Regions from separate parts of the Homo sapiens genome. Here region 1 is linked to region 2. Evidence: read pairs that join two places in POLR2A ChIA-PET (ENCODE). Cell type or tissue: PC-9. All regions are shown on one strand. Links, peaks and the distances in the headings refer to the core of each region. The heading gives the core; the rest is flanking DNA. Region 1 has its middle 7.4 kb from the start of F12. Region 2 overlaps PDLIM7 (PDZ and LIM domain 7).

Region 1 (8,323 bases), core at 112-8,111, 64 kb after region 2:
TATCCAGCTGAGGTCCCTGGCATCTTCCCTGCTGAGTCCTGCCTGAATTCCTGACCCACAGAATCCATGAGCATGATAAAACAGGCCACTAAGTTTGGAGTAGTTTATAATGCAGAAGCAGGTACCTGGCATCACTCCTATAGGCCTGGAAGGATAAAAGAATTGGAAATGTTTGGTGAACAACACTAACAACCACCACAGACAGTTTTGCTTATATATATGTTGCCACCTTGGGAAGGCCACGTGAGGCAGCAGAAATGCTGCTTGCATCTGGGAAGGGGTAGTTAAATGGCTGGGGATGGGGGTGGGAGGGAGGTTTTTCACCTCCCTTTTTGCACCTTTAATCTTGCATTGTGTGACTGGATGGCCTGTCTTAAAAACAATCAGCCGGATCCTGTCACTCTTACTCAGAACTCTCCAGTGGCTGCCTGTGGTAGGCAACCTCTAAGGTACCCCTGCCACCACGGATCTCTGCTTCTTCCTGGTCCGTGGATCTCTGCTTCTTCCTGGTCCGTGGATCTCTGCTTCTTCCTGGTCCGTGGATCTCTGCTTCTTCCTGGTCCGTGGATCTCTGCTTCTTCCTGGTCCGTGGATCTCTGCTTCTTCCTGGTATTCACAGCCTTAAGATCCCCTTAAGTGTCAGGTGGACCTCCTGACTCACTTTTTTTTTTTTTGAGATGGAGTTTTGCTCTCCTTACCCAGGCTGGGGTGCAATGGCATGATCTCAGCTCACTGCAACCTCCACCTCCTGGGTTCATGCAATTCTCCTGCCTCAGCCTCCCGGGTAGCTGGAATTAAAGGCACTCACCACCACGCCTGGCTAATTTTTTGTATTTTTAGTAGAGACGGGGTTTCACCATGTGGCCAGGCTGGTCTCAAACTCCTGATCCGCCCGTCTCGGTCTCCCAAAGTGCTGGGATTACAGGTGTGAGCCACTACACCCGGCATTTTTTCTTTTTCTTTTTTTCTTTTTTTTTGTTTTTGAGATGGAGTCTCGCTCTGTGGAAGTCTCGCTCTGTTGCCAGGCTGGAGTACGGTGGCTTGATCTCCACTCACTGCAACCTCTGCCTCCCAGGTTCAAGCAATTCTCCTGCCTCAGCCTCCCGAGTAGCTGGGACTACAGGCGCGTGCCACTACGCCCAGTTAATTTTTGTAGAGATGGGGTTTCACCATGTTGGCCAGGCTGGTTTTGAACTCCTGACCTCAAGTGATCTGCCCATCTCTGCCTCCCAAAGTGCTGGGATTACAGGCGTGAGCCACCAGGCCTGGCCTGCCCCCGGCCTTTTCTTTTTTTCAGAGTCTCGCTCTGTCGCCCAGGCTGGAGTGCAGTGGTGCAATCTCGGCTCACTGCAAACTCCGCCTCCCGGGTTTAAGCAATTCTCCTGCCTCAGCCTCCGGAGTAGCTGGGATTACAGGCGCTGCCCACTACGCCTGGTTAATTTTTGTATTTTTAGTATAGATGAGGTTTCACCATGTTAGCCAGGCTGGTTTCAAACTCCTGACCTTGGGTGATCTGCCTGCTTCGGCTTCCCAAAGTGCTGGGATTTCAGGCGTGAGCCACTGGGCCGGGCCACGTTTTTTTTCCCTAAGAGACAGGGTCTTGCTCTGTCACTCAGGCTCGATCACAGCTTACTGCAGCCTCCACCTCCTGGGCCCAATCGATCAGCCTACATCAGCCTCCCGAGTAGCTGGGACTACATGCGCATGCCACCATACCCAACTAATTAATTTTTTTGTAGAGATAGGGTCTCCCTCTGTTGCCCAGGCTGGTCTCAAACTCCTGGCTCAAGCAATCCTCCCTCCCTGGCCTCCTAAAGTCTTGGGATTACAGGCATGAGCCATGGCACCCAGCTTGACTCACTTCCAATGGAAGGAATGCAGCCAAAGTGATGGAATGTCATTTCCAACATGAGATTACTAAAAGATTGTGGCTACCATCTTACGTAACTCCTCTTGCTCCCTCACTGGCTCAGTCTGAGAGAAACCACCTGTTAGGTTGTGAGATGGAGAGACCCTATGTGGCAGGCAACTGATGTCTCTAGCCAACAGCTTTGTAAGTGAACTTGGAAGTGGATCCTTCCCCCGGCAGCCTCAGCTGACCCTCCGATGCAGCCTTGTGAGAGATGCTGATCCAGTGGCACTCAGTTAAAAAGTGCCGGGTTCCTGACCCATAGAAACTGTGACCCATAAATATCTTTTTTAAAAAGAGTTTATGGCCGGGAGTGGTGGCTCACACCTGTAATCCCAGCACTTTGGGACGCCAAGGTGGGTGGATCACCTGAGGTCAGGAGTTCAAGACCAGCCTGACCAATATAGAGAAACCCCATCTCTACTAAAAATACAAAATTAGCCAGGCGTGGTGGCACATGCCTGTAATCCCAGCGACTCAGGAGGCTGAGGCGGGAGAATTGCTTGAACCCGGGAGGCAGAGGTTGCGGTGAGCCGAGATCGTGCCATTGCACTCCAGCCTGGGCAACAAGAGAGAAACTCTGTCTCAAAAAAATAAAATAAAAGCTTAATTGGCCAGGAGCAGTGGCTCACGCCTGTAATCCCAGCACTTTGGAAGGCCAAGGCAGGCCAATCATGAGGTCAGGAGTTCGAGACTAGCCTCGCCAACATAGTGAAACCCCATCTCTACTAAAAATATAAAAATTAGCCAGGTGTTGTGGTGGGCACTTGTAGTCCCAACTACTTGGGAGGCTGAGGCAGGAGAATCCCTTGAACCTAGGAGGCAGAGGTTGCAGTGAGCCAAAATCGTGTCACTATACACTCCAGCCTAGGCAACAGAGCGAGACTCTGTCTCAAAAAAAAAAAAAAAAAAAGAGTTTAATTGATGTGAGGCTGGCCCACGTGAGAGAACTGGAGTTATCATTGAAATCAGTCTCCATAAATGTCATTTTAAGCTGCTAAATTTTGGGACAATTTGTTATGCAGCCATAGATAATTAATACACTTCTCATTACACTTAAAAAATAAAACCTCCTTGAGGCTGCAGTGAGCCATGATCATACCATTGCACTCCAGCCTGGGTAACAGAGCAAGAACTGTCTCCAAAAAAATAAATAAATAAATAAATAATAATTTAAAAAAACCTCCTGTAGTCCCAGCTACTTGGGAGGATGAGGTGGGAGGCTCACTTGATCCTAGGATTTCAAGGCCAGCCTGGGCAACAACATAGTGAGACTTAGCTCTACAAAAAATAAACAATTAAAATGTTAAAAACCCTATGTTCTTCCCCGTGGCCCACAATGGCCCAACTTGATCCGGGCCCTGCTTCCCTCTCCAGCGTTATTTCATGCCCTCTCCTTCTCATTCGGTGTGCACCAGCAGCCACACGCTGAGCTTCTTCCTGCTTCCATCAGGAGCTGCACTGTCCAACATGGTAGCACCTAGTCACATGTGGCTACTTAAATTAATTAAATTTGGCCGGGTGCGGTGGCTCATGCCTGTAATCCCAGCATTTTGGGAGGGCGAGGTGGGTGGATCACCTGAAGTCAGGAGTTCAAGACCAGCCTGGCCAACATGGTGAAAACCGTTTCTACTAAAAATACAAAAATTAGGCGGGTGTGGTGGCAGGCACCTGTAATCCCAGCTACTTGGGAGGCTGAGGCAGGAGAATTGCTTGAACCCGGGAGGCGGAAGTTGAAGTGAGCCAAGATCGTGCCATTGCACTCCAGCCTGGGCGACAAGAGCGAGACTCCATCTCAAAAAAAAAAAAAGACTGTATCTCAACAGTTCAACAGTCTGACTGGGGAAGCAACAGTACCACCAGCCAAGGTGTGAAGGATGGCAGGCTGGGTACCTTCTGATCCCCCCAACGTCTCCTTGAACAGGCAGTTCTGCAACCACATGAAATCTATGTCCCAAGTCCCTGCTAAAGAGGAAGTGGGGGCCGGGCATGGTGGCTCACACCTGTAATCCCAGCACTTCAGGAGGCCGAGGTGGGCAGATCACAAGGTCAGGAATTTGAGACCATCCTGACCAACATGGTGAAACCCCGTCTCTACCAAAAATACAAAAATTAGCTGGATGTGGTGGCAGGTGCATGTAATCCCAGCTACTCAGGAGGCTGAGGGAGAATCGCTTGAACCTGGGAGGCGAAGGTTGCAGTGAGCCGAGATCGTGCCATTGCACTCCAGCCTGGGAGACAGAGCGAGACTCTGTCTCAAAAAAATAAAAATAAAGAGGAAGGGGATTTGTGTGTGTCTGTGTGTATCCAGAAACCTGTGAGCAGGACTCAATGGTTTCTCATCCCATGGACCCACCGCCCAGCTGCAGAAAGACAGAAGCCAGGTCAAGGGGACACTGCCTTTCTGCTCTGGTCTACAGCAATTGGTGGAAGACAGCCAGATGTGCAAGAAGATCTGGGGACAAGTGTGCAGAAATTATAGAGAAAAATGTATCCACATTGGAAAGTTTCTTTGTACACCTCTATGGATTGAGCTCCAACCACACGCCAGGCTCTGCCTTTTCACATGCAATCCCATTCAAACACCTCAACAAGTCTACCAGACAGCATGAGTGCCCATCCCTCCCTACAGAGATGTGGCAATGCAGATTGAGAGAGGCCGAGCTCCTTAGCCGTCATCACACTGCGGGGCGGTGGCCAAGGTGGGAGTGGAAGCCTTCCTGACTCAAGTCCAGTGCTTCCCTACCCTGCTTCTAAGGTCAGTATTTTCCCGTCCTTTAAACTACTGACTTACCCATCATGATCACATGAAGGGGTTTGTTTTGTTTTGTTTTGTTTTGGGAACTTCCTGGTAACAGTGTATGAAGTCTGGCAGCATAAGTTAGGACTTTTGGTTGAAACTAAAATTAGCTCAGGCAAAAAAAGGAATTTTGGGGTTCAGGTAACAGAAAAGCATAGGTGGTGGTTCTGACTTCAAGCGTCTCTGGATGCTGGGTCTCAAATGGTGTCATTCAAAATCTGTCTTTTTCTTTTTCTTTTTCTTTTTTTTTTTTTGAGATGGAGTCTCACTCTGTCACCAGGCCGGAGTGGAGTGGCGCAATCTCGGCTCACTGCAACCTCTGCCTCCCTGGTTCAAGCAATTCTCCTGCCTCAGCGTCCTGAGTAGCTGGGATTACAGTTGCGTGCCACCACTCCAGGCTAATTTTTTTTTTTTTTTTTTTTTTTAGTAGAGACGGGGTTTCACCATGTTGGCCAGGATGGTCTCGATCTCTTGACCTCGTGATCCACCCGCCTTGGCCTCCCAAAGTGCTGGGATTACAGACGTGAGCCACGATGCCCGGCCTAAAATCTGTCTTTTTCATACCCTGGCTCCACTCTTTTTTTTTTTTTTTTTTTGAGACGGAGTCTTACTCTTTTGCCAGTCTGGAGTGCAGTGATGCAATCTCAGCTCACTGCAGCCTCTGCCTCCCAGGTTCAAACAATTCTCCTGCCTCAGCCTCCCAGGTAGCTGGGGTTACAGGCGCGCCACTACACCCGGCTAATTTTTTTGTATTTTTAGTACAGGCAGAGTTTCACCATGTTGGCCAGGCTGGTTTCGAACTCCTGACCTCAGATGATCCATCCACCTCAGCCTCCCAAAGTGCTGGGAATACAGGCGTGAGCCACTGCACCCAGCGCCCATACCCTGGCTCTGCTTTTAATCTTTATTATCTTTATTCTCAGGTAGGTTCTCCCTCTGAGATGTTAAAGATGGCTGCCAGCAGCTCCAGGCTCATTTGTTAGGAATGTGACAACCTCCATGGAAAGAGAAGGCCTCTAGCTTTATAATTCCAGCAAAAATCCTGGGGCTGCCTCTCACTGGTTCGATGTGGGTTAGGTGTTCTTTTTTTTTTTCTTTTGAGATAGAGTCTGGCTCTGTCGTCCAGGCTAGAGTGCAGTGGTGCGATCTTGGCTCACTGCAACCTCTGCCTTCTAGGCTCAAGCCATCATCCCACCTCAGCCTCCTAGGTAGCTGGGACCACAGGCGTGCACCACCACGCCCACCTAATTCAGGTGTTCATTTGAACCAATCGCTGAAGACAGAGGTGGTGTTCCGATTGGCCAGGTCTAGATCAAATGCCCACTCCACCCTCAGCCAAGGGATAGGGTAGGCTTTATTTTATGTATATTGACGCAGGGTGGGGAGGAGCGATTCCCCAAAGAAACAATGAGGGCCATTTCTAGAAGCAGGGAGAATGAATGGTAAACAGGAAATGATAGACATCCATCACAGGCTCTCAAATTATGTTTCACAGCTGTAGCTACCTTGAATTTTCTGGAAGTCAAAGAAGGGGCAGTAGAAATTGAGAGAGATGGAGAGATTTGAGAAATATTTATGTAGCCTGGTGCGGTGGCTCATACCTGTAATCTCAGCACTTTGGGAAGCTGAGGTTGAGGAGATAGCTTGAGCCCAGGAGTTTGAGACCAACCTGGGGAACACAGTGACACCTCACCTCTACAAAAAATTAAAAAATTAGCTGGGTGTGGTGCTGCACGTCTGTATCCCAGCTACTTAGGAGGCTGAGGTGGGAGGATTGCTTAGAGCCTGGGATGCTAAGGCTGCAGTGAGCCATGATCACGTCACTGCACTCTAGCCTGAGCAACAGACTGACACCCTGCCTCAAAAAAGAAAAAAAAGAAAAATATTTAAATAGTGGAATGAACAGAACTAGGTGGCTAAGTAGGCTGGGAGCATGAGGAAGAGAGAGCTCTTGGTTGCAAGCAACAGAAAATGACTCTAGCTGCTTCAACAAAAGGGAATTTACTTTGTGAGAAGGTCTTCGGGAGTTCACGGCATCAGCTCGAAGGAATAGGCTTGGAAATGTGCAGGAATTAAGAGCCACTGGAAGACTAGGAAGCAGGAAGTACAGTGATTTCCCTTGAGCAGACACGGAAGTTGTCCACCTAATATCCATGCCACCGCTCTTCCCTGTTTGCAGAGTCCCAGTTCTGTTCCAGTGGCCACTTTACCTCACATGCCTCTGACCCAGATCCAGGGTTAATAGGTTTAGGCCAGTGATGGGGATCCCCTTTTCCTTGCCAAACATGGCTTAGGGATGTCATGTGAGCCTGTTCTAGCTAAGAAAGCATGAGGAGAGGTCTGCTTGAGATTTGAGGGAGGGTTCCTCATTCCTAAGAAGGAGCTAGTGGAAGGGAAGGTGCCTCTTCTTTGCTTGAACATAATTGAGTTGAAGTGTGATTCCTGGAGCTGTGACAGCCATCTTGTGACCATGAGGGCAGGCAGCCTGAAGGTCTGCACACAGAAGACAAACAAAAAAAGAAAGAACTTGGGTTCTTGATGACATTGTTGAACCACTGAAAGCACTGTTCCTGGAGTCCTGCTGCTCCAGACATCTGGTGACATGGGATGATGAATTCGAATTGCCCTACTGCATATGCTTGGTTTTTGGAAGGCATCCTGACTTAATGCCATGTAGCCGGGATGATTTGGTCAGGGCACAGGTGGTGCAATGCCAGACCTCCAGCTTTTCCTGCCATCCTTGTGTGGCTTGATCAGGATTCAGAGCCCTGGGAGAAAACACTATTGGCTGAGTTTAGGTCCCTCTGGCTATACTATGGTAGGGAGAGGTTGGTCTGGTCCATTAGGCTTCCATAGTGGAGATGGTCTCTAGAAAGTACCCTTTCAGCCGGGTGTGGTGGCTCACGCCTGTAATTCCAGCACTTCGGGAGGCCGAGGTGGGCAGATCATGAGGTCAGGAGTTCGAGACCAACCTGGCCAACATGGTGAAGCCCTGGTCTCTACTAAGGAGACAAAAAATTAGCCGGGCATGGTGGCGTGGGCCTGTAATGGCAGCTACTTGGGAGGCTGAGGCAGGAGAATCACTTGAACCTGGGAGGTGGAGGTTGTAGTGAGCCGAGATCGCACCATGGCAGTCCAGTTTGGGCGACAGCGCGAGACTCCATCTCAAATAAATAACTAAATAAAAATAATAATAAAGTACCCTTTCACCACCACAGCTGGGGAGGGGTGATCACAAAATGAAACTGGGAGAGGAAGAGGAAGGGAGATGGATGTTGAACATCCAAATGACCATTAATGTCCACCTGACACCTCATCTCACACTCCCTACAAGGCACCTTATGCTCACCACATTCCCCATTTGACACGCTGCATTCAGGCTTCTGTGCAGTTGTATTACTCACTCTGCCTGCAAACCCCTACTTGTGGCGAAGACCTGTTCAAAAGGCCCCTTCCATGTAGAGGAACAGCTGCCTTCTCCCCAAGAGGAAGGAGCCAATGTGGGAGTGGCCTTAGGGCCAGGGTCTATACTCAGGAGCAATCAAGAACTGACAGAGCCAGGCATGATGGCATGAACCTGTAATCCCAGCTATTCAGGAGGATGAAGCGAGAGG
Region 2 (8,323 bases), core at 280-8,279:
GTGTCAAGCCCAGGACAGGAGTGTGCCTGGTGTGCCAGTTTCAGGCAAGAGGCCAGTGTGCAGAGGCAAGGTGAGAACGCAAGGGAGAGCAGTGGCGGAGACGGTTGGGAACGAGGTCAGACCTGCTGGCCTCCAGCCTCTGCATGGGGCTTGGCTCTTGCTGGGAGCAATGGGAAGCAGTACACAGTTTCATGCAGGGGGAGAAGGCCTGTCTTGGGTTGCAGGGGCACGCTGTGGCAGCTGGGATCAGAGAGAGGAGCTTGTAGGCCAGTTGTTATGTGGTCCCACGGGCCAGATGGCCATGGCTTACCTCACTTCAGGGAGGCTGTGAGAAGCACTCAGAATCTGGATGTGCCTTGGGGGTGGGCCCCACTGGATTTCCTGGTGGACCTGGTGTGGGGTGTGAGAGGAGGGTGTGTTTGGCTGCAGCAGACAGGAGAATGGAGTTGCCATCCGCGTGATGGGGATGGCTGTGGGAGGAGAGGTTTGGGGTGAGGGAATCAGGAACTGAGTGCTGGACATGGCAAGTCTGAAGGCGCAGTGGTCGTCCACTCAGAGACCTTGGAGTTGGAGATGGAGGTGTGGGAGTCCTGAACAGTTAGATGTAGTGTTTACCGCGAGAAGGAACAGGGCTTGCGGCCAGCCCTCCTGTGTTCCCGTGACCCAGGGCAGGGCAGGAGGGGCCTGAGCCTGCCGAGTGACTGGGACCTCCTTCCAGGAGATCATGCACGCCCTGAAGATGACCTGGCACGTGCACTGCTTTACCTGTGCTGCCTGCAAGACGCCCATCCGGAACAGGGCCTTCTACATGGAGGAGGGCGTGCCCTATTGCGAGCGAGGTACCCACTGGCCAGTGAGGGTGAGGAGGGATGGTGCATGGGGCAGGCATGAATCCAGGTCCTCTTTCTCTCTGCCCCCATTCTCAGACTATGAGAAGATGTTTGGCACGAAATGCCATGGCTGTGACTTCAAGATCGACGCTGGGGACCGCTTCCTGGAGGCCCTGGGCTTCAGCTGGCATGACACCTGCTTCGTCTGTGCGGTGAGAGCCCCGCCCCTCGAACTGAGCCCCAAGCCCACCGGCCCTCTGTTCATTCCCCAGGAGATGCAGGAGAAGTTGGGAAGGGGCCTCTCCTGCTGCCCCCAACCCCATGTGACTGGGCCTTTGCTGTCCTTAGATATGTCAGATCAACCTGGAAGGAAAGACCTTCTACTCCAAGAAGGACAGGCCTCTCTGCAAGAGCCATGCCTTCTCTCATGTGTGAGCCCCTTCTGCCCACAGCTGCCGCGGTGGCCCCTAGCCTGAGGGGCCTGGAGTCGTGGCCCTGCATTTCTGGGTAGGGCTGGCAATGGTTGCCTTAACCCTGGCTCCTGGCCCGAGCCTGGGGCTCCCTGGGCCCTGCCCCACCCACCTTATCCTCCCACCCCACTCCCTCCACCACCACAGCACACCGGTGCTGGCCACACCAGCCCCCTTTCACCTCCAGTGCCACAATAAACCTGTACCCAGCTGTGTCTTGTGTGCCCTTCCCCTGTGCATCCGGAGGGGCAGAATTTGAGGCACGTGGCAGGGTGGAGAGTAAGATGGTTTTCTTGGGCTGGCCATCTGGGTGGTCCTCGTGATGCAGACATGGCGGGCTCATGGTTAGTGGAGGAGGTACAGGCGAGACCCCATGTGCCAGGCCCGGTGCCCACAGACATGAGGGGAGCCACTGGTCTGGCCTGGCTTGGAGGTTAGAGAAGGGTAGTTAGGAAGGGTAGTTAGCATGGTGGCTCATGCCTGTGATCCCAGCACTTTGGAAGGCCAAGGTGGGCAGATCGCTTGAGGTCAGGAGTTCGAGACCTCATGGCCAACACGGTGAAACAGCGTCTCTAGTAAAAATACAAAAATTAGCCGAGTGTGGTGGGGCATGCCTGTAATCCCAGCCACTCAGGAGGCTGAGGCGGGAAAATCACTTGAACCTGGGAAGTGGAGGTTGCAGTGAGCTGAGATCACACCACTGCGCGCGAGCCTGGGTGGCAGATGGCAGAGCGAGACCCTGCTTCAAAAAAAAAAAAAAAAAAAAAAAAAGAAGGGTAGTTGTAGTTGGGGGTGGATCTGCAGAGATACGGTGTGGAAAACAGCAATGGCCACAGCAAAGTCCTGGAGGGGCCAGCTGCCGTCCAAACAGAAGAAGGCAGGGCTGGAGAGGGTAGCCCTTAGGTCCTGGGAAGCCACGAGTGCCAGGCAGTAGAGCTGGGGCTGTCTCTTGAGGTTAGGGCAGGGCAAGGCACAGCAGAGTTTGAAATAGGTTTGTGTTGTATTGCAGAAAAGAGGCCCCAGAACACTGAGGGAGTGCAGGAGGGAGGCTGGGAGGAGGAGTTGCAGCAGGGCCTAGGGGCGGGGGCCAGGCAAGGGAGGGGCAGAGAGTAATATGGCAGAGATGGGACCCAGTGGCAGGTCCGGGGGATGAGGGATGGAGAGAAGGACAGGAGCGTTGCCAGGCATCTGGCCTATACCAGACATGCTCACGCTGTCTCCCGCGAACCTCCTAGCAACCTTGCGCCGTTGTCTGCAATCACTTATTTCATTTTTTCTTTTTTAACTTTAATTTTTTTTGTTTTTAAGAGACAGGATCTCCCTAGGTTGCCCGGGCTGGTTTCAAACTCCTGGGCTCAAGCAATTCTTCCTCCTTAGCCCCAAAGTGCTGGCATTACAGGTGTGAGCCACCATGCCTGGCCCACTTATTTTCTAGATGAGGCACAGAAAGATTGGGAGACTTGACCAAGGTCACGCTGTCATTGAGCCATGAGCCAGACTAGAATCCAGGCCTGAAGCTGGGTGCGCTGTCCCAGGACTGGCTGGCACTGAGTACCATTTGCCAGCGAGCATCTCTCTGGGAAGCTGACTTCTGCCCGGTACCTGGAGGACTGTAGACCTTGGTGGTGGCGCCGTCACTCTGGGGCTTCCTGCCTCCCACTGATGCCCGCACCACCCTAGAGGGACTGTCATCTCTCCTGTCCCAAGCCTGGACTGGAAAGACTGAAGAGAAGCCTTAAGTAGGCCAGGACAGCTCAGTGTGCCATGGCTGCCCGTCCTTCAGTGGTCCCTGGCATGAGGACCTGCAACACATCTGTTAGTCTTCTCAACAGGCCCTTGGCCCGGTCCCCTTTAAGAGACGAGAAGGGCTGGGCACGGTGACTCACACCTCTAATCCCAGCACTTTGGAAGGCTGAGGCTGGAGAAGGGCTCCAGCTTAGGAGTTCAGGACCAGCCTGGGCAACATGGTGAGACCCTGTTTTGTTTTGTTTTTTGTTTTTTTGAGATGGAGTCTTGCTCTGTCGCCCAGGCTGGAGTGCAGTGGTGCAATCTCAGCTCACTGTAACCTCCAGCTCCCAGGTTCAAGCGATTCCCCTGCCTCAGCCTCCCAAGTAGCTGGGACTACAGGCTTGCGCCACCACGCCCAGCTAATTTTTTTGTATGTTAGTAGAGACAAGGTTTCACCATGTTAGCCAGGATGGTCTCGATCTCCTGACCTCATGATCCGCCCGCCTCAGCCTCCCAAAATGCTGGGATTACAGGTGTGAACCGCTGCGCCCGGCCTGGTGAGACCCAGTTTCTACAAAATATTAAAACATTAGAGGCCAGGGCTGGGCGCGTTGGTTCACGCCTGTAATCCCGGCACTTTGGGAGGTCAAGGCAGACAGATCGCCTGAGGTCAGGAGTTCCAGACCAGCCTGGCCAACACGATAAAGCCCTGTCTCTACTAAAAATACAAAAATTAGCCAGGCATGGTGGCACACGCCTGTAATCTCAGCTACTCGGGAGGCTGAGGCAGGAGAATCGCTTAAACCCAGGAGGCTGAGGTTACAGTGAGCTTGAGATCGTGCCACTGCACTCCAGCCTGGGGAATAGAGTGAGACTCTGTCTCAAAAAAAAAAAAAAAAAAAAAAAAAAAAATATATATATATATATATGTGGCCAGGCGTGGTGGCTCACACCTGTAATCCTGGCACTTTGGGAGGCCGAGGTGGGCAGATCACCTGAGGTCAGTAGTTTGAGACCAGCCTGGCCAACATGGTGAAACCCCGTCTCTACTAAAAATACAAAAATTAGCCGGGTGTGGTGGTGCATGCCTGTAATCCCAGCCACTCAGAAGGCTGAGGCAGGAGAATCCCTGGAACCCAGGAGACAGAGGTTGCAGTGAGCCAAGACTGCGCCACTACACTCCAGCCCGGGCAACAAAGCAAGACTGTCTCAAAAAAAAAAAAAAAAAATTCAGCTGGGCCTAGTGGTGCATTCTTGTGGTCTCAGCTACTTGGGAGGCTGAGGTGGGAGGATCACTTGAGCCCAGGAGGTTGAGGCAGCAGTAAGCTGCCCTCCAGCCTGAGCAACAAAGCGAAACCCTGTCTCTTTTTTAAAAAAAAAAAAAAGGGAGAGAGAGACAAGAAGGGTCTCTGCTGTGTTCTCTCTTGGAATCCTGGAGAATGAGTGCAAAGCTTCGTGTGTGATTTTCATGTTTTTTTTTTTTTTCTGCCTGCCTCGGCCTCCCAAAGTGCTGGGATTACAGGCATGAGCCACCGCACCCAGCCTCGTGTTATTTTCATGATGCCTTGCCGGAGTGACTTTATGTCAGTGCCTGGCATATAGTGGATGCCCAGTAAGTGTTTGTTGAATGATCACGAGGCACCTGTGGGACATTTAGGAGACACATTCAGGAAACAGCTGAAGATTCAAGTCTGGATTCACCTCCACTTCAATTCGGGAATGAATTTGAGACAGGCTCAGGGCAGTCAACATAAATGCTGGTCACTGAGGCCTAGGGAGAGCCAGGAGCAGGGCCCACGCAGGGAGCATCAGGGGTCAAGCAGATGGGATGTGGTTTTCTTTCAACCTGGACATCCTTGGCATGTTAACCACAGAGTAGCTTTCACTTCCACAAGGAAATGTGCTCTCTCCCACTTCTCTTGAACTGTGAAGCCCTCTCCGTCCGTCCTCGGTTCCCATGGATACAAGCGAGAAGGGCACAGGGACGGATGGTAACTGTAGCCGGGAGCCCGTCTGGGAACGCCGAGCAGCACGGCCAGATCTGCCAGTTTATCGACAGCGTCCAGAGGTTCAGATTTGTATGTGAGATCTGGTGTTTGAATATTGGCAACTACATTAGATTTTTTTTTTAATCCTATTAGAAAAATAACAAATGTGGGCCAAATCCAGCATGAGGACGGCCAGGGCCCAGCATAGTGAGGAGGTGAGACGCCGGAACACCAGCATCACAGCACTGGGCAGGAACAGCACGGCCAGGGCAGGAGGACAACAACCTCCAGGGAAGGGGCAAGGAAGCCTGGACAGGGCAAGAGCGTGTCAAGAAGCTGCCGACAATGTCAACCAGGCAGATAAGGCCGAGGAGTCCCTCGTGGCATTTCACAACAAGGTGACATTTGCCAGATCAGTTTAGCCGAGCTGGGGCGGCTGCCAGGGTTAAAGAGGAACAAGGCGGGAGGGTGGGGAGGATGTGGAAGGAGAGAGTGCAGACAGCTCTTTTAAGAGGTTTGGCTGTGGTGGGCCAAGATGACCGCCAAGCTCAGCTGAGAGGCCAGGGTGTGGGTGGCGGGAGAGGCCTGGGAGGCATCTGCTGGAGGATGGTGGGAGAAGATGGGAGAAGTTGGGAGGGGGCCGTAAGGAGAGAGTGGGGTGAAGGGCAGGGGCAAATGCAGAACCGTGGAGCTGGAGCTGGCCTAGAGTGGGGCAGGAGCAGGTGCCAGGCACCTCCTTGAAACAGCCACCCTCACTCCGTAGGCCGGAAACATGATGCAATCACATGTCATTTAATCATCATAACACCTTTGAGAACACATTATTACAGGCATGTTTCAGATGAGGGTACTGAGGCTCAGAGAGGATCAGTGACTTGTACAGAGTCACCCAGATGGAATGGCCTGGACTGCCACTCCAAGGATCAAAGGCCAAAGTGTTCCCTGCTGACCCACCAGCACTCCCCAGCTCCTCTCATGCGTCCCCCATCACCTGGGCTCCCATCCAGACTTTGCCGCTCCACCAGCTGTGTGCCTCCGGGCAAGACACAACCCTTCTTTGAGCCTTGGTTTCCCCATCTGTCAAATAATAGCAGCTGGGCACAGTGGCTTACACCTGTAATCCCAGCACTTTGGAAGGCCGAGATGGGTGGATCACCTGAGGTCAGGAGTTCAAGACCAGCCTGGCCAACATGGTGAAACCTCATCTCTACTAAAAATACAAAAATTAGCCAGGCGTGGTGGCGGGCGCCTGTAATCCCAGCTACTCAGGAGGCTGTGGCAGGAGAATTGCTTGAACCCAGGAGGTGGAGGTTGTGGTGCGCTGAGATTGCGCCACTGCACTCCAGCCTGGGTGACAGAGTGAGACTCCGTCTCAAAAAAATAATAATAGCAACCACAAGCTGCAAAGATCACAGTGTTCCGAAGCTGGGGTGCAAGGCTGTGCGGGGGGAGGCCATGGGGACCGGGAAGTAAATGTCTTCGTGCCAGGCAGGAGAGGCCATTAGCACCCTTGGAGGGGGCAGAGCCCATGGCAGGGGGCTGAGTGGGTAACTGGAGAGGCAGCAGGCAAGGGAGGGGTTTTTCCCAGCTCAGAATGGCTTGAGCTCATTTGGATCAGCAGGGAGAGAGGCGGTGGAGGGCGAGGAACTGTTTTGCCAGAGTACAGAGGCAGGCCCTCATGATTCTGCCACTGCCTCCTCAGTGCAGGGCCCCACATGGCCTTGGTACACACATAAGGTACACACACCATCCTCAGACTCTCCAGGTGGCCCTGCCACAGGAAGGGAGCTGAGGCCCTGGGCTAAAGGGCTGGCCACAGGTCGCCCTTTGAACTTGAGACTGCCTAAATCCAAAGCTGACCCTGAGACTGGAAGAAGAACCCCTCCCAACGGAGGCCTTAAAGGAAGGAGGGGAGGGGACCAGGGTTCCGGGGGTCATGGTGGAACAAGAACAAGCTCGCTGACTGACAGCCTGGGGGAACTCAGGACACCAGCACCAGCCACTTGGGAGATTGTGCGGGGGGAGCCACTTCTGAGCCAGTGAGGACCCCAGGACCAGCCTGGGCCCTCCCGCTCAGGTTTTTGGAGTACTGGAAGATCAACTGAGATTTCACCCAAGTTTCTTGCCACTGACAAAATGACCACTACTTGGGTACGAGGCAGATTAGGTAGGCCTCTCAGCTGCAATTCAAGCTAGTGTAAGCAAAAACGGGGATAATTGAACTGAAAAAGTGAATGGCTTCAGACCTGGCTGGATCCAGGTACCCATGGCGGCTACCGGGACCCTCTCTCATGCTCTCCACCTCTCGGCTCTGCTGTCCTCAATGCTGGCTTCATTCTCAGAAGGCTCTCCCCACTGTTGGCAAGGATGGCCCCCAGCAGCTCCAGGCCCATACCTGGCCAGCTCAGCAGCCCCAGCGGACAGAGGGAGCCTTTCTTTTCTTTTTTCTTTTATTTTTTATTTATTTATTTATTTTGAGATGGCGTCTCGCCCTGTGGCCCAGGCTGGAGTGCAGTGGTGTGATCTCAGCCCACTGCAACCTCCGCCTCCCGGATTCAAGCGTTTCTCCTGCCTCAGCCTCCTGAGTAGCTGGGACTACAAGCATGCAACACCAGGCCCAGCTAATTTTTGTATTTTTAGTAGAGACAGGGTTTCACCATGTTGGCCAGGATGATCTTGAGCTCTTGACCTCGTGATCTGCTCGCCTCGGCCTCCCAAAGTGCTGGGATTGCAGGCGTGAGCCACCGCTCCCGGCAAGGGAGGCTTTCTTAATGGCGCCAGCGAAAGTCCGAGGGCCAACGCCCATTGGACTAACTTGGGTCATGTGTCTGTCTCTGAAGTAGTCACTGGGTCTGACCCTTCCTGGCTTGGACGACATACTCCTGTTTAGAGCTGAAAGTGGAAAGTCTGCCAGAAAACGGGAGGCGGAGCAGGCCTGGCAGGGAGGTCCATGGCACTTCCTCCCCTCATGCCCAGGGCCCCGCCCCCGACTCCACTCCCAGACCTCAGAGCTGGAGCATCTGCAACTTCTGATCAGACTCCAGCCCACCTCACCCCTGCATGCAGAAATAGGGGTGCTACAAGGGGAAGCGGGGAGGGTGTGTGGGGTACCGAAATGACCTGGGACAGACCTGGGTTCCCATTCAGACTTTGTGTCTGAATGGGACACAAAGCTGTGTGTCTCCGGGCAAGTCACTGACTCTCTCTGGGCCTCAGTATTCCCATCTGTAAACTAATAATAACAATCAACACATTGACAGCACCTACTATGTCCTGGTCTCATTTTAAGCACTTCCTAGATACTTTT

The links. Peaks named below come from ENCODE experiments on the same cell type or tissue, not always from the same donor. Only the 100,000 strongest peaks of a DNase experiment are listed, where the experiment ranks them.
Region 1: POLR2A ChIA-PET joins it to region 2 with 22 read pairs; 26 of 35 experiments call an interaction of 5 or more read pairs at or near these places.

Annotation. Positions count from the first base shown.
Region 1 is chr5:177,412,850-177,421,172 of GRCh38, reverse strand. No RefSeq gene overlaps it. Among named protein-coding and RNA genes, the nearest start is that of F12, 7.4 kb to the right of the region's middle. In PC-9, for the core only: no CTCF peak of the experiment used is centred there; DNase peaks (open chromatin) are centred at 1,922 and 4,632.
Region 2 is chr5:177,476,586-177,484,908 of GRCh38, reverse strand. It overlaps PDLIM7 (PDZ and LIM domain 7), which reads left to right. Exons shown (of 13, transcript NM_005451.5): 11 at 719-839; 12 at 927-1,042; 13 at 1,179-1,515. The coding sequence ends at 1,265. Among named protein-coding and RNA genes, the nearest start is that of DBN1, 7.1 kb to the right of the region's middle. RefSeq lists enhancers at 1-177, 178-893, 6,686-7,186. In PC-9, for the core only: no CTCF peak of the experiment used is centred there; no DNase peak of the experiment used is centred there.